Regions from separate parts of the Homo sapiens genome. Here all the other regions are linked to region 2. The links are chromatin contacts, found by Hi-C or POLR2A ChIA-PET in ENCODE. All regions are on one chromosome and are shown on one strand. The core of a region is the stretch at or near the end of the contact, and the rest is flanking DNA. Distances in the headings are between cores, read along the strand shown. Region 1 holds the start of TMEM183A (transmembrane protein 183A). Region 2 holds the start of MDM4 (MDM4 regulator of p53). Region 3 overlaps SLC45A3 (solute carrier family 45 member 3). Region 4 has its middle 16 kb from the start of BTG2. Region 5 holds the start of ELK4 (ETS transcription factor ELK4).

Evidence for each region. A loop is a pair of places that touch in the nucleus more often than their neighbours do. ChIA-PET counts read pairs that join two places held with the same protein, here RNA polymerase II (POLR2A). Pooled maps may share reads with other maps.
Region 1: a loop to region 2 is called in a pooled map, with 8 times the contacts of the local background. The contact joins the promoter of TMEM183A here to the promoter of MDM4 in region 2. A Hi-C loop is called at or near these places in 1 of 37 single-sample maps with no recorded cell type and 10 of 50 pooled maps. POLR2A ChIA-PET finds 5 or more read pairs at or near these places in 1 of 52 experiments (PC-9).
Region 3: a loop to region 2 is called in a pooled map, with 2.9 times the contacts of the local background. The contact joins the enhancer-like site here to the promoter of MDM4 in region 2. A Hi-C loop is called at or near these places in 1 of 50 pooled maps. POLR2A ChIA-PET finds 5 or more read pairs at or near these places in 2 of 52 experiments (AG04450 and activated B cell).
Region 4: a map of CD8-positive, alpha-beta T cell shows a loop between it and region 2 (3-fold over the local background). The contact joins the enhancer-like site here to the promoter of MDM4 in region 2. A Hi-C loop is called at or near these places in 2 of 168 maps with a recorded cell type or tissue (CD8-positive, alpha-beta T cell and naive thymus-derived CD4-positive, alpha-beta T cell), 16 of 37 single-sample maps with no recorded cell type and 9 of 50 pooled maps. POLR2A ChIA-PET finds 5 or more read pairs at or near these places in 3 of 52 experiments (CD4-positive, alpha-beta T cell, MCF 10A and OCI-LY7).
Region 5: a loop to region 2 is called in a map of naive thymus-derived CD4-positive, alpha-beta T cell, with 5 times the contacts of the local background. The contact joins the promoter of ELK4 here to the promoter of MDM4 in region 2. A Hi-C loop is called at or near these places in 1 of 168 maps with a recorded cell type or tissue (naive thymus-derived CD4-positive, alpha-beta T cell), 3 of 37 single-sample maps with no recorded cell type and 11 of 50 pooled maps. POLR2A ChIA-PET finds 5 or more read pairs at or near these places in 1 of 52 experiments (CD8-positive, alpha-beta memory T cell).

What each region holds. Positions count from the first base shown.
Region 1 is chr1:203,004,763-203,009,252 of GRCh38, reverse strand. It overlaps TMEM183A (transmembrane protein 183A), which reads right to left and starts at 1,879. Exons shown (of 8, transcript NM_138391.6): 1 at 1,679-1,879; 2 at 1,390-1,479; 3 at 443-610. The coding sequence starts at 1,787. It also overlaps the pseudogene MGAT4FP. RefSeq lists enhancers at 980-1,752, 1,753-2,527, 2,531-2,660, 3,302-4,076, a silencer at 1,571-1,820 and a cis regulatory region at 3,201-3,550.
Region 2 is chr1:204,514,910-204,519,503 of GRCh38, reverse strand. It overlaps MDM4 (MDM4 regulator of p53), which reads right to left and starts at 3,098. Exons shown (of 11, transcript NM_002393.5): 1 at 2,995-3,098. RefSeq lists enhancers at 2,826-3,105, 3,136-3,215, 3,226-3,355, 2,794-3,704, 2,645-3,844 and 1 more.
Region 3 is chr1:205,666,231-205,671,009 of GRCh38, reverse strand. All of the region lies in intron 1 of SLC45A3 (solute carrier family 45 member 3), which reads left to right. Among named protein-coding and RNA genes, the nearest start is that of SLC45A3, 12 kb to the left of the region's middle. RefSeq lists enhancers at 432-993, 1,664-1,743, 1,754-1,833. Within about 2 kb of position 1,294, at least 7 of the 41 ENCODE cell types and tissues checked have a DNase peak (open chromatin) inside an H3K27ac peak, as active enhancers do.
Region 4 is chr1:203,319,708-203,323,997 of GRCh38, reverse strand. No RefSeq gene overlaps it. Among named protein-coding and RNA genes, the nearest start is that of BTG2, 16 kb to the right of the region's middle. Within about 2 kb of position 2,882, at least 24 of the 41 ENCODE cell types and tissues checked have a DNase peak (open chromatin) inside an H3K27ac peak, as active enhancers do; they include CD4-positive, alpha-beta T cell, CD8-positive, alpha-beta T cell and OCI-LY7, where a contact is called at or near this core.
Region 5 is chr1:205,630,761-205,635,378 of GRCh38, reverse strand. It overlaps ELK4 (ETS transcription factor ELK4), which reads left to right and starts at 3,368. Exons shown (of 5, transcript NM_001973.4): 1 at 3,368-3,747. RefSeq lists enhancers at 2,981-3,290, 3,901-4,320 and silencers at 3,461-3,610, 3,701-3,890.

The sequences.
Region 1 (4,490 bases), core at 630-3,129, 1.5 Mb after region 2:
CGATAATGTCTATGTTTGTGTGTAACAAAACTAGTTAACGTAAAATCCACATACTTTGGAAAACATTTTTTGGTTACATCTCTGCTTCCTTACACATTCAGAAATCCAGAAATGCAAAGGCCTTTTATTTTCACATTGCCTTATGGGTTTTTACCTGATAATAACATGTTCTCAATGAAGGGCTACTAGAGTCCAGTTCACAGCTCCAGAACTCTACTAACACGTACTAATCTCTTTCCCTCTCGAATTCAGACAAAAGAAAAAAGAAAGCCCAGGTGTATTAAATCCCGGCCCACTACCAAGGTTCTTAGGGAGAGCCAAGTTTTCTTTAAACTCTCCTGGTATCACGTCTTATATCTCCTCCTGTGCTACTGGGAAAGTAACATCTTCAATTTGTCACCACAGGCAGGTCTAATAAACCAAAAGAGAACAAGCTCCATACCTTTGTGTCTCTTGCTTTTCTTTTTTCTGGAGACAGTTCTCTCATGGATGCTTTCCTCCTGGGCATCCATCTCATCACTGCTGTCGATGATGTCACAGGGCTCACCAGCCCCAGAAAGAGCTTCCTCTGCAGGAACCTGAGAGGCTTCCAAGCCACAAAGAGATTTTACTAGAAGAAAATAAAAGGAGAATGAGATGGCACACAGCTCCACCCAGAAATACAAACAACTTAGCCAAGGTATCAGCATCCATTCAGGAAAGGGGGGAAAAAAAACATCGTTGAGAGAGAAAGGTGAGAATCTGTCACCAAAAAAAATAAAGATTTTAGTATTTTAAATACAAAAAAAAAAAAAAAAAAGGAAAGCAATGGGCAAACTGACTCCAAAGTTGCAGAAACTCCTTTTTTCAGCCCTGAAGAAAAAAGGTGTGTACAATTTTTCCACTATAAACCCTGCAGGATAAAAGCTGATTTGTATTCTCATAAGGTCTACAGAGAAATGTTTGAGACAAATTGAATCCAATTTAATCCTGGTCCTGAGCTGGAGGCAGTAGGTGTCATAAAACACAAGTCTCAGACCCATGAGTAAACAGACTGAAAGCAAGAGAAACACCAGAAAAGGAAAAGAACACTCCAAGGTTATTAAACAAGGAAGCAAACTGCAGAGTAAAACATGTGAACTACAGCAAAGAGATTAATAACCAAGAAGAATGCAGTGGAAACTAAAAAGTATGCAAACATGTTTTTAAATGCAAAGAAAGAAAGAAAATATTTCTGCTACAGAAACTGCTACTCTTGACTAATCCTCCTCCACCCCAATATGTAAGTTAACACTAACGAAAGCAAACACGGTTACAGGAAGACGACTAAAGGACTGCAAGAAAAACAGAAATAAAATACCTAGTTCTGTCTTCGCGGCATGAGTCTTTAAAGGCTCGCGCAAAGCTTACCTTCCTGCTGAACAGCGTTGGCTACGGCTTTCTTGACTCGTCCAGACCTCACGACCGCCGGATCCGAGTTGGCGTAATCCGCCACGGTCACTGCAACACAGCACCAACCCTCAAGGAAGAGGCCTTCTCTCGTCAGCGTCTTCCCCGCCAACACCTCCTCCTCGCTGCAGGCCCCCGGACCGAGCCGCCCTCCAGCCGCGGGCACGCGAGCGCTCACCTCGGCACGGTCCAGCCCCCTCCCAGCCGCCAGCCCCCAAAATGTTTCAGCGCCCCTGCCCCCCTCGCCCACCTCGGCCGGAGCAGGCGTCGTGGGCCCGGAACTTGAGTCGCTTTCCTCTCTTGGGCATGGCGACCGTATCGGGGCGAGGCCTGCCTAGCGGGCCGGGCCCCCGGGCCATGTCTCCGGCCGGAGAGCCGGCCCCGGGAGCCGCAAGCCAGCTCCGCCCGGCTCCGCGGCCATCCCACACCGGAGGCCGCTAACTCTCGCGAGAACATAGGTCCGGGTTCCGAGTCGCGTTGTCGGACGACGCCTCTCCACGCGAACCAATCATCGCCAGGTGCAAGGATACGTCATCATCCGGCACCCGCGAATCAAGCTGGGTCCGGGTTCCAGGTGGAGAGAGAGCTGTTGTACTGGGTGGTGTCGCGTATCGCCGTACCTCGTGTGAGATGAATGGTGTCTCAGAACCATAGCCCACACCTGTGTTGATTAGAATTGAGAGTTTACATCCTGGTCTCCGGGATTCTTCTTAGTAACTCCTCTGTCCACACTCCAGGTCCACTTCAGCACCAAAATGCATATACACTGTCATCTTCGTGCTCTATCTCGGACCACAGAGACTGAGCGCCTGCTAGTCTAACATAGGTCTGTAAGAGTCTTCACTCTATTTTACGAAAGCTATAAATAAATTTCTGAATTCTCAAAATAGGAGAAGGAGTTCTTAAAAGCTTCCAATCGGCCGGGCGCGGTGGCTCACGCCCCTAATCCCAGTACTTTGGAAGGCCGAGGCGGGCGGATCACGAGGTCAGGAGATCGAGACCATCCTGGCTAACACGGTGAAACCCCGTCTCTACTAAAAATACAAAATATTAGCCGGGCGTGGTGGCGGGCGCCTGTAGTCCCAGCTACTCGGGAGGCTGAGGCGGAAGAATGGCATGAACCCGGGAGGCGGAGCTTGCAGTGAGCTGAGATCGGGTCACTGCACTCCAGCCTGGGCGACAGAGCAAGACTCCGTCTCAAAAAAAAAAAAGTTTCCAATCTATCACCATATAAGGTTAGCCGAGAGAAAGGACGAAAGAGAGACCCAAGGTCAGCCGAGGAAGTTTATTAACCTGACGGCTGCTCCACCACAGACAGAGGAGGCACCCCTGAGCTTACAAAATGAGGGGTTTATATGGGGGAGAGAGACCCTGGGGTTGTTTGCTGGTTAATTTTGCCACATATTAGCTTGTGACGTTTATTACAGGAGGGTGTAGGTAAAGTTTGTTTATGCTTCCCATCACCTTCCCCTGTGCGGTCCGGATGATTTGTAATTGGGGTTTGTTTATTGCAGCAAGGTCTGATAAGTGAAGTCTGCTGGCTTCATAAGGACTTAGAAGTGTAAAGAGGCTTGGGGGAAGGAGAAGAGTTGCAGAGCATTAGGGGGAGGAGTGAGCAGCACGGAGAGGTTTGGGGGAAGTGTCGGCAGTACCAAGAAGCTTTTTGGGGCAGTTTGTTCCTAACACACCATACCTCCAAAAAACTACTAGAAGCATCCATGAAAAACTATCGCAGAGGCAGGAAGGTCACTTGAGTCCAGGAGGTCAAGGCTGCAGTGGGCCATGATTGCGCCACTGCACTCCAGCCTGGGCTACAGAGCGATACCCTGCCTCAAAAAAAAAAAAAGGAGAAAAAGAAAAAATAACGTCTTTCCTTTGTATTGAGACAGAAGCGAGTCACTGAGTGAAGATTACAGAACTGTAAGGGAGCAGGACCCTGGGCTAGTATTATCAGGCCTCTGAGCCCAAGCCACGCCACCGCATCCCTGGTGACTTGCACGTGTACGCCCAGATGGCCTGAAGTAACTGAAGAATCACAAAAGTGAAAATGCCCTGCCCCGCCTTAACTGATGACATTCCACCACAAAAGAAGTGAAAATGGCCAGTCCTTCCTTAAGTGATGACATTACCTTGTGAAAGTCCTTTTCCTGGCTCAAAAAGCTCCCCCACTGAGCACCTTGCGACCCCCACTCCTGCCCACCAGAGAACAAATCCCCTTTGACTGCAATTTTCCTTTATCTACCCAAATCCTATAAAACGGCCCCACCCTTATCTCCCTTCACTGACTCTCTTTTCCGACTCAGCCCGCCTGCACCCAGGTGATTAAGAGCTTTATTGCTCACACAAAGCCTGTTTGGTGGTCTCTTCACACAGACGCGCATGAAAAGTAAATAAATAAATAAATTAAAAAAAAAAGAAAAGTATCACCGCGACACATAAGAAGTTATTTGGTTTCCTAAGTTATTCTCCTTTATCCTTCTAACTTCCTTGCAGCTCCTAAAAGGTGATAATCCCTGGCTTGGGAAACTTAGGACCCAGGCATCCAATCCGCTGGATCTACCAGAGAGTATCTTATTTTCAGTCTAACGAGCTGGCACCAAGTTTGTTAGGAGAAAAACCTCAGGCCTTTTACTAACATTATGTAACAGACTACCACCAGGGATCTTGCTAATAGGCTTGAATCAATTAGGAATTAAAATTGAAGCTGAAGAGAATTGATTACAATTATGAAATATTCAAATTTAATTTATCTAAAGTTACAACATGAAACAAATGTCTAATAAGCTGTTAACAAAAGAAAATTCTTTCAAATAAGGTTTCTATTTATATGTAATTCATGTTTGTAGTCCAGTTCAAAATGCAGATGGTAAGTGCTGAGGCTTCTCATTTCACAACGTTATCAATAAAAAATTCATGGCCGGGTATGGTGGCTCACGCTTGTAATCCCAGCACCTAGGGAGGTGGAGGCGGGAGAATACTTGAGCTCAGGAGTTTGAGACCTGCCTGGGCAACAAGACCCCATTCTCCACAAAAAGGTAAAAAAAAAAAAAGACCAAAAAAAG
Region 2 (4,594 bases), core at 1,849-4,348:
CGGAGTTTCGCTCTTGTTGCCCAGGTTGGAGTGCAATGGAGCGATCCTGGTCCACCGCAACCTCCACCTCCTGGGTTCAAACGATTCTCCTGCCTCAGCCTCCCGAGTAGCTAGGATTACAGGCATGCACCATCACGCCCAGCTAACTTTAACTTTATATTTTTAGTAGAGACGCGGTTTCTTTTTGTTGGTCAGGCTGGTCTCGAACTCCCAACCAGGTGATCCGCCCACCTTGGCCCAGCCTGCCAAAAGCATTTTAAAAAGTAAAAAAATCCTATAGTGTCAGGCCCTGCTCAACAGCTTGCTATTGCTGTAAAGATAAACACGTGGTCTATCCCCTCAGCACATTTTCACTCTTATCTTGCACTGTTTAGTCGTATCTTGAGCCTCAGCCACCCTGATCTTTTAGTTTCTCAAACAGGGCCTTTGCACAAATCGTCCCTTCATTTGGAGCACTGTGAGTTTTGTACAAAACTGATTCATCCTAAACCTTCAAGTCTCAGGTTAAATGTCACCTCTTCAACAGTCATCACGAGATTCCAGGCCAGAAGCAGTGGCTCACACCTGTAATCCCAGCACTTTGGGAGGCCAAGGCAGGCAGATTGAGGCCAGGAGTTCAAGACCAGCCTGGCCAACATAATGAAAACCTCTCTCTACTGAAAATACAAAAATTAGCTGGGCGTGGTGGCACAACGCCTGTAATCCAGCTACTTGCGTGGCTGCGGCAGAAGAATAGCTTGAACCCAGAAGGCAGAGGTTGCAGTGAGCCAAGATCATACCACTTCACTCCAGTGGCAGGGGTAGGGGATGCTAAAGCCATCTGAGTGAAAGGTTGGGGTGGAAAGAAAACACGTGGAGTAGGCTGACCATTCCACCATCCCCAACCTTATCACTAAAAGAGGGTCATTCACACACCATATACTACTTGATTATGAAGCAACAAGAAACTAGCACAACACCTATTAAGTATTCCTGACCAAAAGATAAATAATCCAAATCTAGACCTACCTACTAACTGCAAGTTACTAGGGAAAATGGAGAGCAAGCAGTTAATAAGTCAAATCCAGAACGTAGGTGTTCTACAGGACCTGGGACGGCAGGGAAGATTAAAGTGGGAAGATTAAACTGGGAAGATTAAATCTTTAATTAAAGATTAACGATTGTTATAGAATCTTAAAAAACCAACTGCAGCCGGTGGCCTGTGCCTGTAGTCCCAGCTATTCCGGAGGGCTGAGGCAGGAGGATCCCTAGAGTCCAGGAGTTTCAGGCTGTAGTGTGCAATGATCACACCTGTGAATAGCCACTGCACTGCAGCCTGAGCACACAGTGAGACCTCATCTCTTTTTTTGAGACAGGCTCTCGCGCTGTCGCCTAAGCTAGAGTGCAGTAGCTCCATCCCGGCTTGCTGCAGCCTTTACCTCCTGGGATCAAGCAATCCTCCCACCTCAGTCTCTTGGGTAGCTGGGACTGGAAGCTCGCTCTATGACACTGATTTTTTTATTTTTTGCAGAGATGGGGCTCAGTTTGTTGCCTAGGCTGGTGTCGAACTCCGAGACTCAAGCAAACCTGCCCCCTTGGCCTCCCAAAGTGCTGGGATTAAAGGTGTGAGCCACTGGGCCTGGCCGAAATCCCATCTATTAAAAAAAAAATGTATGAGGAGAGAGAAGACTAAATCTAAACTGAGATACAGTAATACTTAACACCAAGAGGTTCCAAGTATCTTTGACAGATACTAGTTCCACGTGCCAACAGCACAGAGCTGCAGCATTTTCTCCGGGTGTTGCTTTTAAACTGTGGTTTTCGGCCGGGCACGGTGGCTCACGCCTGTAATCCCAACACTTTCGGAGGCCGAGGTGGGCGGATCACCTGAGGTCTGGAGTTCGAGAACAGCCTGGCCAACCTGGTGAAACCTCATCTCTAATAAAACACAAAATTAGCCAGGCGTGGTGGCGCACACCTGTAATCCCAGCGACCCGGGAGGCTGAGGCAGAAGAATCACTTGAACCCGTGAGGCAGAAGTTGCAGTGAGCCAAGATCGCGCCACTGCACGCCAGCCTGGGCAAAAAGAGCGAAACTCCACTCAAAAAAAACAAAAACAAAACAAAAACACAACCAAAAAAACCTGTGGTTTTCAAGCTTTAAGGTATACAAAAATCACTGGGAGGTGTGCTCATTAAAATATATTTCTCTGAGCCCCATCTCGATACTGTCTGTAGGTTTCAGTGTGGCCCCAAAACGAACATTTTTTCTTTTTTTTTTTTTGAGACGGAATCTCCCTCTGTAGCCCAAGCTGGAGTGCAGTGGCGCGATCTCGACTCACTGCAACCCCCGCCCACGGATTCAAGTGATTCTCCTGCCTCAGCCTCCCGAGTAGCTAGGATTACAGGCATGCGCCACCACACACATCTAATATTTTTGTATTTTTACTAGAGACGGGGTTTCACCAGGTTGGCCAGGTTGGTCTCGAACTCCTGTCCTCAGGTAGATCCACCCACCTCGGCCTCCTGAAGTGCTGGGATTACAGGCGTGAGCCACCGCGCCAAGCCAAAACAAGCATTTTCAAACAAGCACTCAAGTGCCTCTAAGGTAGACTGTCCGCAGACCTAAAAACTAACTTAAAAACTTAAGACACGTCAATGTCATTCTACCCGGTTCCCTCTCTCCCACCTCCTTTCTCCAAATTGCCTCAACAGTCCTCAAATGTTGTGTCCAGTTAAACTCAATCCAACTACGTCGACTTTAGGTTTGTCACCTGTTGGCCAAAGTTACTTCACGTCACCCCACCTCCACTTTTATCTTCCGCGAGCCCTCATCCCACAACTCTTCCCCTCCCCCCGAGCCCTTCTTCCGCCTGGCGCGGCCTTCCCCACGCCGCCCGACCCACCTCTCAAGCTCCTCCCGCCCGCTACCCGCACAACTGGCGGTACGGCCGCCTGCTCCTCACTCTCCAGCTCCCGCTCCCGGCACCCCGCCGACGAAGGCCAAGAGCCACACCTTACGGCAGCTCCATGAGTCGCTCCCCCGCCGAGCCCGGGTGGGGGGAGGGGTGGCAGTCACAGATCCTAGGGCCTCGGCAGCATTTTGAAATGGCGAGTAATGAAGCCGCAACTTCCGGCCTCCCACACGGCCTCACACGAGGGCTTCCGGTGAGGCCTCCGGAAACCATAGATGGAGCAATGGGAGGACTAGAGAGCTAGAAAGGCTGAGCTCACTACCATAGAGTAGATCCTAGTCCGGGGAGAGAGTCGTGGGGCCCGAACGGTTGAAAGTCGTCAGATTTGAAGAGATAATAAGTGAGGGACTTGCAGGGTCTTGTGATATTTACAGACGTGTATTAGGAGATCAGAAAACAGAGAAGAGGAAGAGCTAAGGTCATAATCACAGGCTGCCTTCAGCTCTTCGGAAAAACTACGCTTCCTCTGCCATTCCCCAGTCCTCACCCTTACTCCCCAAGGGTGGTAGGGAAGGGAAACGGAGCGATGGCGGCACTAGGGTGGCAAGGAAGCTTGAAGCCATGTCAAATAAATAGTTGAAAGCACCAGCCGCTGTGGCTCACGCCTGTAATCCCAGCACTTTGGGAGGCCTAAGGCAGGCGGATCACCTGAGGTCAGGAGTTCGAGACCAGTCTGACCAATATGGTGAAACCCTGTTTCTACTAAAAATACAAAATTAGTCGGGTGTGGTGGCGCATGCCTGTAATCCCAGCTACTCAGGAGAATCGTTTGAACTTGGGAGGCGGAGGTTGCAGTGAGCCGAGATAGCGCCATTCCAGCCTGGGCAACAAGAGCGAAACTCCTCAAAAAAAAAAAAAAAAAAGAAAAAGAAATAGTTGAAGGCTCAAGGGAGTTTTTAACCTGCATATAAACGAGGGAGGCCGGGCGCAGTGGCTCTCCCCTGTAATCCCAGCGCACTTTGGGAGGCCGAGGCGGGCGGATCACCTGAGGTCAGCAGTTCGAGACCATCCTGCCCAACATGGCGAAACCCCCGTTTCTACTAAAAATACAAAAAATTAGCGGGGCATGGTGGCGGTCACCTGTAATCCCAGCTACTTAGGAGGCCGAGGCAGGAGAATCGTTTGAACCCGGGTGGCGGAGGTTGCAGTGAGCCGAGATAGCGCCATTGCACTCCAGCCTGGGCGACAAGAGCGAAACTGCATCTCAAAAAAAAAAAAAAAAAAAAAGAGGGAAAGGGTTGAGCATAGAAATTGGAAGCTGTCTTCAAATAACTGAATAGTATAATATTGGAAATAACGGAGCCTTATTCTCTTCTCCAAAGTGCAGAACTAAAACCAATAGAAATTACAAGGCAGTATTTTTAAGCTCAGAAAATCCTCTAACATTTAGAGTTGTTCTGAAATAAATGAAATTAGGTATTTGGGGGAAGTAATGTCATTTGAAGACAGCCTGCCTGAGAGGTTTGTTGAAAGCTCTTCTATATTAGGAAACATTAAAACTGGCTGTGTAACCCAAGAAAGCTCCATCTCAGTGTTCTTTGCACCTGTCTTTTAGCATTTACCACGTATTTTTTTTTTAGTTATTTGTGTATATACCATTCTTATCTCTCCCAATAAGCAACAACAAAACCTGGCTCCCAA
Region 3 (4,779 bases), core at 45-2,544, 1.2 Mb before region 2:
AGCTCTCAGACAGGGCAACAAAAGCCACTCTCCACCGCGCCACAGCCACCTGTTGGGTTTTCACACATTGGGGGTGAGTGGGGGGAGGGAGCCATTGCCCTTTTCCCAGTGTCTGTGGTGTGCCCCCTCTGCCCCCCTAGGGCCTGGGATTCTCTTTGCTGCCCGAAGTGACGGGCTCAGGAGCCGGAGGGGGTGGGGGCCAGCAGCAGCTGGAAGGGGAATTGAGTGGGAAGGGGCCGGCGCTGGCAGCCGGAGAGAGTTTGATGGATTACTCTGCAGGCCGAGAGGTTTCTCCCTAATCCCCCTTTGTGTCCCGGCCTGCAGCCCCCTCACCCTCTCTGACAAGCTGCTAAGCAGAAGGCTTCCAGTAACGGTGAAGAAAAGGCAGCTCAGCAGGGCGAACTCTAAATCCCTGGCCTCCAGGCCCTGGGGGAGGCAGGCACCAGGGAGCAAGTCCGGGATGGGGCTGGGGTCCCCCGTCCCACTGCCGGCCCTTATTCTTTCTTAGGAGTCCCTGAGGTGGGGGGGCTTCATTCTGAGTGGGGTCCTCAGGTTCCCCTGGGAGCCCTGTGAAGTCGTGGGCCTCCGCTTTTTCTGCAAATCACTGTTTTTTTCTAGGGCAAGACTGGGGAAAGCAGAGACCCTCACTGCTTTGGAAATATTTGGCCCCAGAGAATCAAAGACTGAGTGGGTTGGGAGTCACCAAAGCCGTGGTTGTCTAATGCCGTGTCCCTCCCACCATCTCCCCAGCAGCCCAAGCACATGGCACCCCTCACAAAGGGGATCTGTCATGATGGGGAGCGCATTGTCTCACAAGAATGCTCATTTCCAGGTCTCCTGGCTAGTGCAGGCTCTTTCTGGGGTGTCCCCAAGGCTCCCGTGGAGCTGCCGTGAGGGTGGGGCTCGTGGGGAGTGCAGTCAGTGTGCCAGGTTTCATTAGGTAAGGTGACAGCATTGGTCCCTTGGGACTGGGGCGAGGAGGGGGTGGGTAATGGGGAGGAGGGCTGGGGAACCCCCAGACCTGAGAGGTCCACTCCCTGCCCCCAACCTAGAGGACCCTGGAGAGCTCAGTTTGGAGCAAGGTGCTGGGGTTGCCCCTTCTCTGCCATCTCACTGACCTGGGGCAGGGCAGCCTTGGTGGGGTGTGTGTCCGGGAGGTTGGCCCAGGGTGACCCCACCCGCTTTCCTCAGCTGAGTCATTATTCCTCGTGCCTCACCAGCCCCCGATTTCCCCTTCTGTGGGGAGGGCTGCGGGGTGGCTGTGAAGGGGAGAGGAGCCGCTTCTGAGGAGCCTGGGAGAAAGCAGAGCGTCTTTGTGAGTGTGCAGGGAACACGCAGGGTCGCTGAGCCTGCGGGGTCAGGGTGGGGGCTACAGCCGTTTGATGTGCCTGGGTGGGGTTTGACGCTGGCCTGCATAAAGAAGCCTTAGAATTGCTGCATGACACAGGCCCGGGGTGGGGGCTGCCCCCAGCCTGGGCTTCCACGGGCCTCTGTCTGTCAGTAGAGGGAATCTGCTCCCCCAGCTCCACCTCAGCCATGCGGGGTGGCAGAAGCCCCTTTGAAAGCCCTCAAAGACCTCTTTATACATCCCCCTCTGACCCTCCCTTCCCTTAGGGAGCTACCAGGGAGTGGGCTCGGGTCAGCTTTCCTCCTTCTCTGCCACTCTGTCTTCTGTATTTTGGACAAAGTTCAGGCCAAGTTTGTTCCTGTTGCTCAGTTTCATTTCCCCCAAAACTCCCTTTTTGGGGTCTGGTCTGAAGTGGGGGCTTTCCAGTCCAGGAGGGTTTATCTGAGCCACTCACCACCTTTGAGCCCATAGGAGCTGCTCCCTCTGGAGTTGGGCCTGCAAAGTCCTCGGTGTGTGGCGAGCACGTGGGAGGAGGAGGACTTAAGCCCTCACCCTTGCTTCTACTGCCACCCCTTGCTCTTAGCCATTCATTCATTAGGTAAACATTTCCCGGCCCCTTTTCTTGCTGGGGTGGGAGCCAGCCCTGGGGGTGTCACATATTGGGATGCATAGGGGCATGTATCTCCCAGTACCTGGAGGGGTGCAGCGGGGATCCAGGTTCACTGACCTTGCCCACGGCCCTTGGTCTCTCTGGGTTTTGATTCTTTTCCCCCAAGGATGAGGAAGGATGACCTGGGGCAGAGCTCCAGAAAGGTTCCCAGAGGCCTTAGGTTTCCTCCAGCTTTCTTGCTGTCTTGGCATTGCTGGGCCCAGAGAGGAGGGGAGATGTTTGGAACTTGAGAGGGACTTGTCCTAGAAGGCTGCCTGTTCCTTGCGTTTCTGAGAGGTCAGCCCCTCTACTTCCTTCCTCTTCCTGCCCACTCCTTGCCAGGTGAACGCTCTGAGGCTGGCTCTTCTGGTTGATCTTGTCTTTGCCAAAGTGTTCCAGGAGCAGTAGGGCAGGAGGATTTTAGAAGCATCTCCAAGACTGGAGGGTGTAAGGGAGAATTGGACCCTGTCCCCAGGAGGACAGGGGAGTTCCGCAGACTTGGGGCAGGAGGCGGGGTTCCAACACTGATCTGTCACTTGCAAGCTTTGGCAAGAAGCTTGCCCTGAGGCTGCTGATGGGAGTGGTGGCCAGAAAAGTGGTACTGAAAGACTTCTTGTTCTCTGACCTCCCTGAGCCTGACAACTGAGAAAGGCTGGGCTCCTCCGTTTGTGCTCCAGGGAAGGCGGCCCTGGAGCGGGGATGGCGAGCAGCTGGACTTAGTGCTCAGGAGTCCTCTGTGGTCTCCTTAGCCCGAGGACCCTGGAGGAGGGATGAAATGACAGGGACTGGGGCACTGGAAAGCATGCAAGGATAAGAAAAGGGGGCTTTGGAGGGTAGTGTGTGCTTATGGGCTTGGAACTTCTCAGGCAATTCCGGGCTGGGAAGAGTAAAGTCTGGGGGTATCAAGAGGACTCTGGACCCGCTGGGCAGAGTAGAACTCAAACAAGGGAGGACGGACTCTGCCACCAAAGAATACAGGGGTGCTTGAAGCCTGCACCCTTCCTAGTCAAATCCTTTCCCCACCTGGCCCAACCCCAAGTTACCAGGTAAAGAATCTCTGGGTGGGGATGGGGGGCGTTGGAGAAAGGCACCCCAGGAACTGGGAGGCTACTAATGAGCTATCTGGGCTGTAGGAGGATGGTGGGGGGCACTCTTCTCTTTACCTCTTTCTTTTTGTCTTTTTCCCATGTGGGCTAAGAAGGATCCTGCTAATTCCTGGGGGGCCTGGGAACTTGATTAAGGGAGGGGCAAGGCAGGTGGGGTGATTAATGGTTGCTGGACAGCTGTGGTTTATTTTTATTTTTTTATTTTTTAGAGACCAGGTCTCACTCTGTTGCCCAGGCTGGAGAACACTGGCACGATCATAGCTCACTTGCAGCCTCGAACTCCTGGACTCAGGAGATCCTCCCACCTCAGCCTCCTGAGTAGCTGGGATTATAGGTGCATGCCACCATGCCCAGCTAATTTTTATTTATTTATTTTTTATCTTATGTATTTATTTTTATTTGAGATGGAGTTTCGCACTGTCATGGGGCTGGAGTGCAGTGGCACAATCTCGGCTCACTGCAACCTCCGCCTCCCAGGTTCAAGCAATTCTCCTCCTTCAGCCTCCCGAGTAGCTGGGATTGTAGGCGCACGCCACCATGCCCAGCTAATTTTTGTATTTTTAGTAGAGATGGGGTTTCACCACGTTGGCCGGGCTGGTCTCGAACCTCCTGACCTCAGGTAATTTGCCTGCTTTGGCCTCCCAAAGTGCTGGGATTACAGGCATGAGCCACTGTACCTGGCCTATTTTATTTTTATTTTTGTAGAAACAGGGTCTTTCTATGTTGCCCAGGCTGTTCTTAAGCTCCTGCCCTCAAGCCATCATCCCACTCCAGCCTCCCAAAGTGCTGAGATTACAGATGTGAGCCACTGTGCCTGGCCTGCAATTTATTTTAAACAATAGGGAGCAGCCAGGACTTAGAGAATGGGTGCAGGTTATAGGCGAGGCTGGGTCTAACAAAGTCTCTGTTTGCTCAGGGAGGACCTGGTCTCCTGAAAACCCAGAGCAGGTTAGCATTCAGGGCCCTCCCAGAACAAGGGTGGGGAGTGGAATGGGCTGGAAGCCTTTGGCCGCAGAACCCCTCCCTTTAGGCTGGATAGCACTGCCTCTTGGTCTCTGTGCTGTCTCCTGCTTTCCTTCTTGGGGGTACTGTGGAAATGCAGCAATGAGATGCTCAAGTTGAACCTATGACAGCTCAGCTAAGACTGAGGTCTGGCCTTCCACCTTCCTTTTGGAGACAGTATGGGTCAGTATTTTACACCCCTTCTCATGCCACCTCCGTAGGAGGCCGTGTGCCCCATCCCAAAGGGTGAGTCTGAGCAGGATTTAGGGGAGGAGGCTGCTGGTTGCCCAGCCTTATCTCAATTCCCTTCCTTCATGATCTGCCAGCTGCAAAGCCCCTGAAGGTGGTGGTGGAGTGAACAGACCTTACCCAGGACTGATAGCCATCTGATGTTTTTTTAGGCAGTGTCTCCCTCTGTCACCCAGACTGGAGGCAGTGGTCCAATCACTGCGCGCTGCACCCTTGACCTCCCAGGCTCAAGCAATCCTCCCATCTCAGCCTCTTAAGTAGCTGGGACCACAGGTGCATACTACCACGCCTGGATAATTTTTAAATTTTTTGTAGAGAGGGGGTCTCGCTGTGTTGCCCAGGCTGGTCTCAAACTCCCAGGCTGAAGTGATCCTCCTGCCTTGGCCTCTTGAAGTTCTGGGATTATAGGCATGAGCCACCACACT
Region 4 (4,290 bases), core at 1,633-4,132, 1.2 Mb after region 2:
GAACTCTGGGTTAAGGTGCTAAGAGTTTATTTATTGAGGTCAATACATTCAGAATAAAAGGGAATCATCCCTATGTCTTAATCAAAGGTTTAGTAAAGTTACGATTCTGAGGCCACAGGCATGCGTTCTTCTAGGCTAAATGCCACTGCAGAGGGCTGAGCTGGTGATGCTGGTGTCAGGGGAGGATGGGAAGCACAGGGGAGGAAAGTGGCTACCCAGAGAACACAGGGAACAGTACTTGACGCTCTCCTAACTGGCCTCATGCCCTGCTCTTTTGCCCACCCACCTGACCTCCTGTTGTTTGTGTTGGCCAAAGTGCCAGTGCTCAGAAGTGGTTGAAATGTCTTCTCCTGGGCATAAATAAGGTAGTAAAGACATGTTAGCTGCAAAGGCATTTCTCAAAACATCTGTCTTTCCCAATCCTTGCCCAGGCTAACCTCACCCATCTCTGATCATTTCCATTTGTGTACCTAACATCCCAGCACTGATGTAGATCATGCTGTGTAATTCCATTAGTTTGCATTCAATCCCATGTGGTCAGTGTTTTAGGTACTTTGATATATAATTTTCCTGTCACCTCCTTTGGACTGGCAACACACTGTGGACCCATCCCTGTTTTTTCTCCTCTGCTGTCCTCTCTCCCTGTGCTTCTCGAAAGGACCTGTCTCTGCCCATAAGAGGGCACTTACTGCAGGACACTCATTACTTGCCTGCCAGACTGATGGCTGAAAACTCAAAACCATAAAAATGGGTTTCAAGCTGCCAGCTGCAGCTGGCCCCATGCTAGACCCAGATAACAACCTCTGGACTCCAAGGCCAGCATGGATCCACATCAATCCCTCACATTCAAATAGCACCATAATCTCAACAAGTGCTTTTACATCCTGGCCCACCCCCCTGGATATCTTTGAATTTCATCCTAGGAAACAGTCAGTGCTCCATTTTCTTTCCCCCAGGGAGTTGTCACAGGAGAAGCCTATTGGTCAAGCAGTAATTATGACAGAGATTATTTTCCTTTTGTGAAAACAAGAGAAGCCACTGAGACCTAAGCCTCCACCCTGAGCAGGCTCCAGTAAGGAAGTGGGTCACAATGAACACAAGGAGTTCCTGTGTTTTGTACCAGGGCTGGGAAGTCAGCAGCTGAAATTCCTGATTAGGGTGAAGCAACCCATCTGGCTGGCCAGTCTGTATTGAACTGGGATTTCTCCAATTGGAGTGAGACAAAGGGTAAAAGAGAGGCTTCCCTAAAGCATCTAGACTATCTAGTCTCCTCAGTCCCTCTTGCTTCAGCTTCATGTCCAGGTACTGTGTTAGATGCAGATGCTGTGTGAATGTTGGGCAACATCAGAGGTGATCTCTAGGACCTTATATTTAAATTGAAATATGACATATACACAAAAAAGAAACCCATGGAAGACACACAGTGGGAGGGAGCAGTGGCTTCTTGCTGTAAGAACTCAGCAGGTTTTTAAAACATCACCTAACATTAGGATGAATGGCAATGATTTCACAGAGGAGAGGTGATCTGAGCTTGGGCATAAGAGATGTGTAAGACTGGGATGTCAGACTGCTTATCTTATGTAGGCTATCTGCAAAGTGAACTGTGGCTTTGTGTAAAAGTTCCTAGAATCCAGAAGACAAGAGCACTAAGCGTGACAAGAAGAAACATAAGAAACCCTGGGTTGTTTGCTATAATTTTTCTTGTTTATTCAGTCAGTCTTGGATTCAAGCCTGACTGCCAGTTACTAGCACTGTGCCCATAGGTAATTTTGCTTAACCTTCTGAGCCTGTTTCTTCCTCTACAGTCTAAGGGTAATAATGTCAATGCTATAGAACTGCTCTGAGGAGGCCAGGCATGGTGGTTCAAGCCTGTAATCCCAGCACTTTGGGAGGCCGAGGCAGGTGGATAGCGTGAACTCAGGAGTTTAAGACCAGCCTGGGCAACATGGTAAAATCCTGTCTCTATAAAGAATATGAAGATTAGCTGGGTGTGGTGGTGCACGCCTGTAGTCCCAGCTACTCCGGGGGCTGAGGCAAGAGGATTGCTTGAACCCGGGAATTTGAGGGTGCAGTGAGCCAAGATGGTGCCACTGTACTCCAGCTTGGGTGACAGAGTGAGACCTTGTCAAGGAAAGAGAAAAGAGAGGAGAGGAGAGGAGAGGGGAGGAGGGAAGGGAGGGGAGAGGAGGGGAGAAGTGGGAGAAGAGGGGAGAAGAAGAGGGGAAGGGAGGAGAGAGGAGGGGAGGGAAGGGGATGAGGGAGGGAAGGAAAGAAGGGAAGGATCACACATACATAGACAAGTGTATCATTTCAACTGGATTGGAAAAACTGCAACAAACCAAAAATACTGTCCTGCCTTCTTGGGAAGAGTGGCCAGGGGGAAACCCGTGACAGTGTCTCTGCACCAAGCTGGCTGGATTTGGGGACCTTGGTGAAGGTGGGGAATGTGTAGCTGTTTCAGGTCTCAGGTAAGGAAATGGAGGCTTTGCCAAGGTCTCGCTCTCCACTCCTGGCCTTTGCCTGGGGAGGCAGTGCCATCCATTTCATGGCAGGTAGACAGTGGAGGTAGACCCAGTACTACCTGGGCTTCTCATGTAGAGATTAGAGTCCAGGGAGGCCTGAGGTCATTGGGGTGACCTGACCCCACCCTTTCCCCCCTGGAAAGAATGGAGGTTGGGAGCTTATGAAATGACCTCTTCCAGCCTGACCGAACAGAAGTGTCTGCCCTGCTCAGGAGGCCTTCTTCCTCCCTCGTCCCCTAACTGTTTACATGCTCTCAGAAAGGCAGGTGTCAGGAGGCAGCTGCTGCTTGTGGTTAGCTCCCCCTAGATACAGGAGCGCCAGCCTTCCCCACACCCACTGCCATTGGCTAACAGGAAACCAAAACAGACTCCCTCTCTCCACCCTCAGCCACCCCAGCCAGTAAATAGAGAGTACAGGAAACACCTGGAGGAGCAGGCAGCTGGCAAGGGAACATTCTGCCCACGAAGAAAGGGTTTGCAAGGGAGTAGCTAGGCTGGGGAGGAGCTGGGGGAGGGGGGTCAGGGGCTTAATTGCACTTCTCATGGCACCCACCAGCTGCTGGGAACTAACAGCTGAGTTGCTGAAATGCACCATCCTCCTCTCAGTCCCCCACTAACACATACACAGTAAAGGGATCATCCCTGTCTAGCACCAGCTTGCCTTGAGTGAGAACAAGAGCAATCATACAGGAAAGACTCCTCAGAAGGCTTTGCCTCCTTAGCCTCAGCCAGAGCTTCTGAACCTCTGTGGACCATGTAAAAGTAAACCCGTGGTTCAGGCATGAAGACTGAATCATCAGTCTTCATCAGCCCACGTGATGTAAAAGCCCGCCCATGTAATGTGAAAGCTCATTCCAAAGATAAGTCTTCAGTTATTTCCAAACTTACCTAGATCTCCATCTGTGTCTGCCTATTTACTGCTTATGATTTCAAGTTGTTGAGGTTCAGGGTAGAACTGACTTCACCAACATCAAATGAAGCCCTGCCATCAGCATCCAGCATCCACCCAAGAACGTGTTCACTGGTGTGTAGACTTTGTGCCGGGAACCATGTATGCAGGCTGGCTTAGCTTACAGAGCTCCTTCACTCCCTCTTAGGAGACTCCCAAATAGAGCACTTTTCCTTTTAGGTTTAGAGTGGGAGGATGGAGGGGTGGTGAGGAGGGGACACTTGCCCCACAGCTACCTGAGGACCACACTGTAGTTTGTTCAACCCGTATCTGTCATCCAATGGTCAGTGTACTTAGGCCTGCTCCGTGCAGAATGGTAGACAAGCACATGGAGGTGAAAAAGGAAATAGAAATGATTCCTGCCATGGAGGTGTGAGTGACGACAGTTGGAGAGGGGAGAAGGGCTTGCAGAGCCACCAGACGTCAACTCAAAGCAATGTGCTGCCGGGCCCGGTGGCTCACGCCTGTAATCCCAGCACTTTGGGAGGCCGAGGCCAGCAGATCACTTGAGGTCAGGAGTTTGAGACCAACCTGGCCATTGTGTTGAAGCTCTGTCTCTACTAAAAATACAAAAGTTAGCCCGGTGTGATGGCACGTGCCTGTAATCCCAGCTACTTGGGAGGCTGAGGCAGGAGAATGGCTTGAACTGGGGAGGCAGAGGTTGCAGTGAACCAAGATCACACCACTGCACTCCAGCCTGGGTGAAGGAGCGAGACTCCATCACACACAGACACCCACACACACACACACACAGAGCAATGTGCTGACTGTGTTTGCTATAAAAGTGTGAACAGTAATAAACTATGTGTATACATCCTT
Region 5 (4,618 bases), core at 2,119-4,618, 1.1 Mb before region 2:
ATTTTAACAGAGATGGGGTTTCACCATGTTGGCCAGGCTGGTCTTGAACTCCTGACCTCAGGTGATCTACCTGCCTCAGCCCCCCAAAGTGCTGGGATTACAGGTGTGAGCCACCACAACCAGCCTACTGCCTTTTTCTTTTAGTCTATCCATTACAGACATGAAGTGAAAGGTATGTCTCTTTTATTTCTAAAGATGTTGAAAGTGAAACCCAGAAAGGGTAAGTCGCAAGGATTTTCTCAGGAGGTTCAAGTTTTGAGTTTAGGGAGACCCAAAGGCTAGAACCCAGATATCCCAGATTTTTATTCTTTCTTCTCAGTCATGTTGCAATTTGCTCCACACTTGTCCCCACCTGGGGTTGTGGGTGCTGTCTTTGACTTAAAAGATATCTCTTCTTAATGTCACGTGCTACAGGATATTGCTTGAAAGACGTAACAGGCAACTGGATGGCTCCATGCTTGCTTAGTCAGTCAAAAATCCGTGAAACACTTCTTTAGGAAAAAGGGATAGTGACTGGGAGTAATGATGAAGCAGTGAAATAAAGAGAGGGAAGAGGAAGTTGCCTTGAGAAGTAATGATCATAACTAGGTGTTATTGGGATAGGAAATGTAATTAAATTAGGGGCAAGGGGTTGCAGAGCTGAGTTAACTGCAGTGATTAAGAAAAAAAATCTAGGCCAGGCCCGGTGGCTCACATCTGTAATCCCAACACTTTGGGAGGCCAAGGCAGGCGGATCACGAGGTTAGGAGTTTGAGACCAGCCTGGCCAACACGGTGAAACCCCGTCTCTACTAAAAATACCAAAATTAGCTGGGCGTGGTGGTGCACACTTATAGTCCCAGCTACTCAGGAGGCTGAGGCAGAAGAATCGCTTGAACCCGGGAAGCGGAGGTTGCAGTGAGCCGAGATTGTGCCACTGTAACTCTAGCATGGGTGACTGTGTGAGATTCTGTCTCAAAAAAAAAAACAAAAAACAAAAAACAAAAAACAAAATCTAGGGCAGGCCAGGTAGAAAATACATATTTAAACATTTTAAGCCAGGCGTGATGGGTCACGCCTGTAATCCCAGCACTTTGGGAGGCCGAGGCGGGCGGATCACCTGAGGTCAGGAGTTCGAGACCAGCCTGACCAACACGGAGAAACTCCATTTCTACTAAAAATACAAAAAAATTTAGCCGGGCATGGTGGCGCATGCCTGTAATCCCACCTACTTGGGAGGCTGAGGAAGGAGGCTCGCTTGAACCCGGGAGGCGGAGGTTGCGGTGAGCCGAGATTGCGCCATTGCACTCCAGCCTGGGCAAGAAGAGCGAAACTCTGTCTCAAAAAAATAAATAAACATTGTAATAAAATCTACAAATTTTCTTTGGGATGGCTCTGAGTAACTAAGGCTAAGATCAGGAATCCATCTATCTGGTGGGAAAGTGACCAAACAAGATAACGAAAAAGCAGTCTTTTTGGTTGACCAACGTAACTACCATGGAGTTTGCACAAACAGAACCATCTGTTGTGTGAGGAACCATGGAGAGAGATTGTGTATTTATAGAATCTTGAGTGGGAAAACCAGGCACATTAATTAACTTTTCCCCTCAAGTTCTCTAATTAGAAATCCACTTTTCTTCCTTTCTCTTCTGTCAATATGTACCGCCTTAAAAAAAAGTCAATTTAAAAGCAGACAGATTTGCTATGACTAATTTAAGAACTCCCAAAGCAGGCTGTTTTCCAAAAATACACTGCAATTGACAATGCCGTAAGCTCAGTCTAAAAGGGATATGACACAACTACTGGCCCTAAGGCCGAATCAGATGTTTACTGCCAGTTTGAACAGAGCAGCGTAGTGTGCAGATCTCCACAACCCTTAACTGTTCTTGGTAGGGGGCTTTAAAATGAAATCTTTTTATAAACAAATGTTTCCAATAGGTGTATCCTAAACAGCCTACCTTAATACTTTTTTTTTTCTTGGTTTCCAAGATGGAACTTGTTGCAAGGAAAATTTTATGTTAGGGGCCAAGACTGCTAGTGCTTTTCAGATACTGCATGTTCCTTATAAAACATGTCTTAATATGTTTGCATGCTTTGGTAAAACTAATTTTGGAAAGGTAACATCTTTTGGTAGAGTTGTTTTTACAGGAATAGCTACCTTTGTGGATTATAATTACTCTGTATTATGGAAGAGGAGGCTGGAAATCAAGGAAGTGATGATTCTCTTCCAAAAGCCTACAAAAGGATGACAGAATCACATTTCACTCAGTGAGTTCAATTAACTATACATTCAATTGTGGGGGCAAAAATAAATGACACCACGATTTACTGGGTATCTACTATGTGCTAGGTAATGCACTAAGTACATTATGCTCTATACTTCATTTAATCCTCTCAGCAATGCTGCTCATTATCGTCATTTTACATGAGGAAACTGAGGTCCAGAAAGGTTAAGCAACTCACTACAGGTCACACAGCTAGTAAATGGCCTCGAATAACCAGTAACTCAGACACTGACCTCTCTTTGGTTTCTTGTTAAACAAACACCTAATTTATTTCTTGGAGGTTTTGTTCAGCTGTCCTAATTTATGACTTTACATTCCTTCTGGTGCTAAACTGCTCAAGTAGCCTCTTGTATCAAGTGTGACCTGATTCCTTAAGAATTTTACTTAATGAGAACCTCTAAGCTAGAAACTCTTGCTAGGTGTTTCATGCACCTTATTTTCTTTAATCATTACAACAACTCTAAGATTGGGTTCTCTCCACCTTATAAATGATGACTGTTTTAGAGAGGTTAAGGTTGCTTAAAATTGGTGAGTTAGTGAGGGGTAGAGCCACGAATGGATTTCTGGTCGCTGCCTCCATCGTCAGGGCAAGCTTTTCCCACGACTCCAGCGCTTCCATTTGTCAGTCCCCAGGCTAGAAAGCCACAGTGCTAATTTAGTATTTATCAAGCGTTTGTAGTGTCCTGGGATCTGGCACTTCGATGAGAAAGCTGTGACGGCCCCAACTTCTAACAGCGAGTGGTAAGGAGGACGAGGGACACAGGAGGGAGGAGACTCTCCCCAAAGCTTAGCACCAACAGAAGTGGTCCCCCGCAGGTTGCTCTGCGAGCGCCACCTCTTCCCTCCAACCGAGGAGAAAGTGGCGCGCCTTTGAGGAGTCCGAGGTCCCGGCCCAGGCGGCAGCTTGGGTCCTGGCGGGTTCCGGACGGGCGCCTCAGGGACCTGGAAGCAACCGCACCGAACGCGACGGAGAGCGGCGAGACGACTCCAGGAGGCGCCCGAGCTACATCCCCCGGCCACACCAAACCCGGGTTTGCTGGCAGACGCGGCTCACGACACCCCTTAGGGTCGCAGCCCCTCCCCCGGAAGTGACGTGTAGCGACTACGGCGTCTGGGAGGGACCCAGGAGCAGTCGGGGGGTTTGAGAGTGGCGGCGGCCGCGGAGGGCCTGGCAGGCCCCGCCGCTGCAAGGAACGCCCCGAACGCGCGCGCCCGGCGTGTAGCGGCCCCAAGACCCGCGCCGCCGCTGCCGCGTGCGGGGGCGGGGAGGGCGGGGCGCCAGGAGCCGCGGCGGCGGGAGATGCGGGCGGCTGCGGGCACCCGGCGGGCTCGGCTTGGCCGCCGCCGCCTTCTACGGCTCCGCCGCGGGGGTCGCAGCGGCTGCCGCGCCGTCCTCGAGTTTCCAGCGTGAGGAGGAGGCTGAGGGCGGAGAGGCGCATCGTGTTCGAGGCGGAGACCGAGGGGGAGCCCCGCGCGCGGCGTCGGTGAGCGGTCAGCCCCGCGCGCCCCCTCGGGATCTCGCGGCCACAGCCCCACCGGCCGGGAGCGGGGGCGGGGGCCGAGGGGCGCGCGGCACAACAGGAAGTGGGGGCGGGGGCCGGGGCCGGGCGCGCGCGCTCCCCTTGGGTCCGCCCCCGGCCCGCCGGGCACCGCGGCGCACAGGTGGACGCCGCAGCGCACCGCTCAGCTCTCGTCGCCTCTTGGTCCCCCGAAGTCTCGTGGGCGAAAGGTGGCGGCGATTTTTTCGGCGTGGATGGGGAGGAGGGGAGCAATTCTCATTTTCTGTAGTGACAGGAAGTTGGAAAATGAAAGTACAGTAATTCAGTGCTTACCAAGGCCCGGTGAGGTTGCACCTCTTCCCCCAGACTTTGATCTCCTGTAGGGCACACGCGGCCGTCCGCGTTTCTTCCTCTCCCCTAGCTCGCTAGTCATCCGGTGTCGAGTTTCATTTCTTTTTCTCTTTCGCTCCAGCGGCCCCCCGCCCCTCTTTACTTTCCGCCTTGTGCACAGCTGCATCGAGGCTGGTAACTTCATTCCTGGGAAGATCAATTGGAAACATCTTTCGGGGCGGGATAGTAACTGGCCTTGGAAGGAAATAGGGATGTTGTTGACTGAAGTAGTCAAAAGTACACACTTCACTTTTTCTCCAGCTATTGCTATTTGAAATTTGGGGAATTTAAATAAAGATTCTGGAGTTCTATGCCTCATCAGAATGGTTTGTCCATCTCTTTGGTTGATAGATCAGATCCTCTGTCGTCTTTTCCCACCCCCTACACCCCCTGGCTTGGAAAACTTGGTGCTTCAATATTTAGGTTTGGCAGCGGTGTTTTCATTAAAATGTAGTATGATTCAATA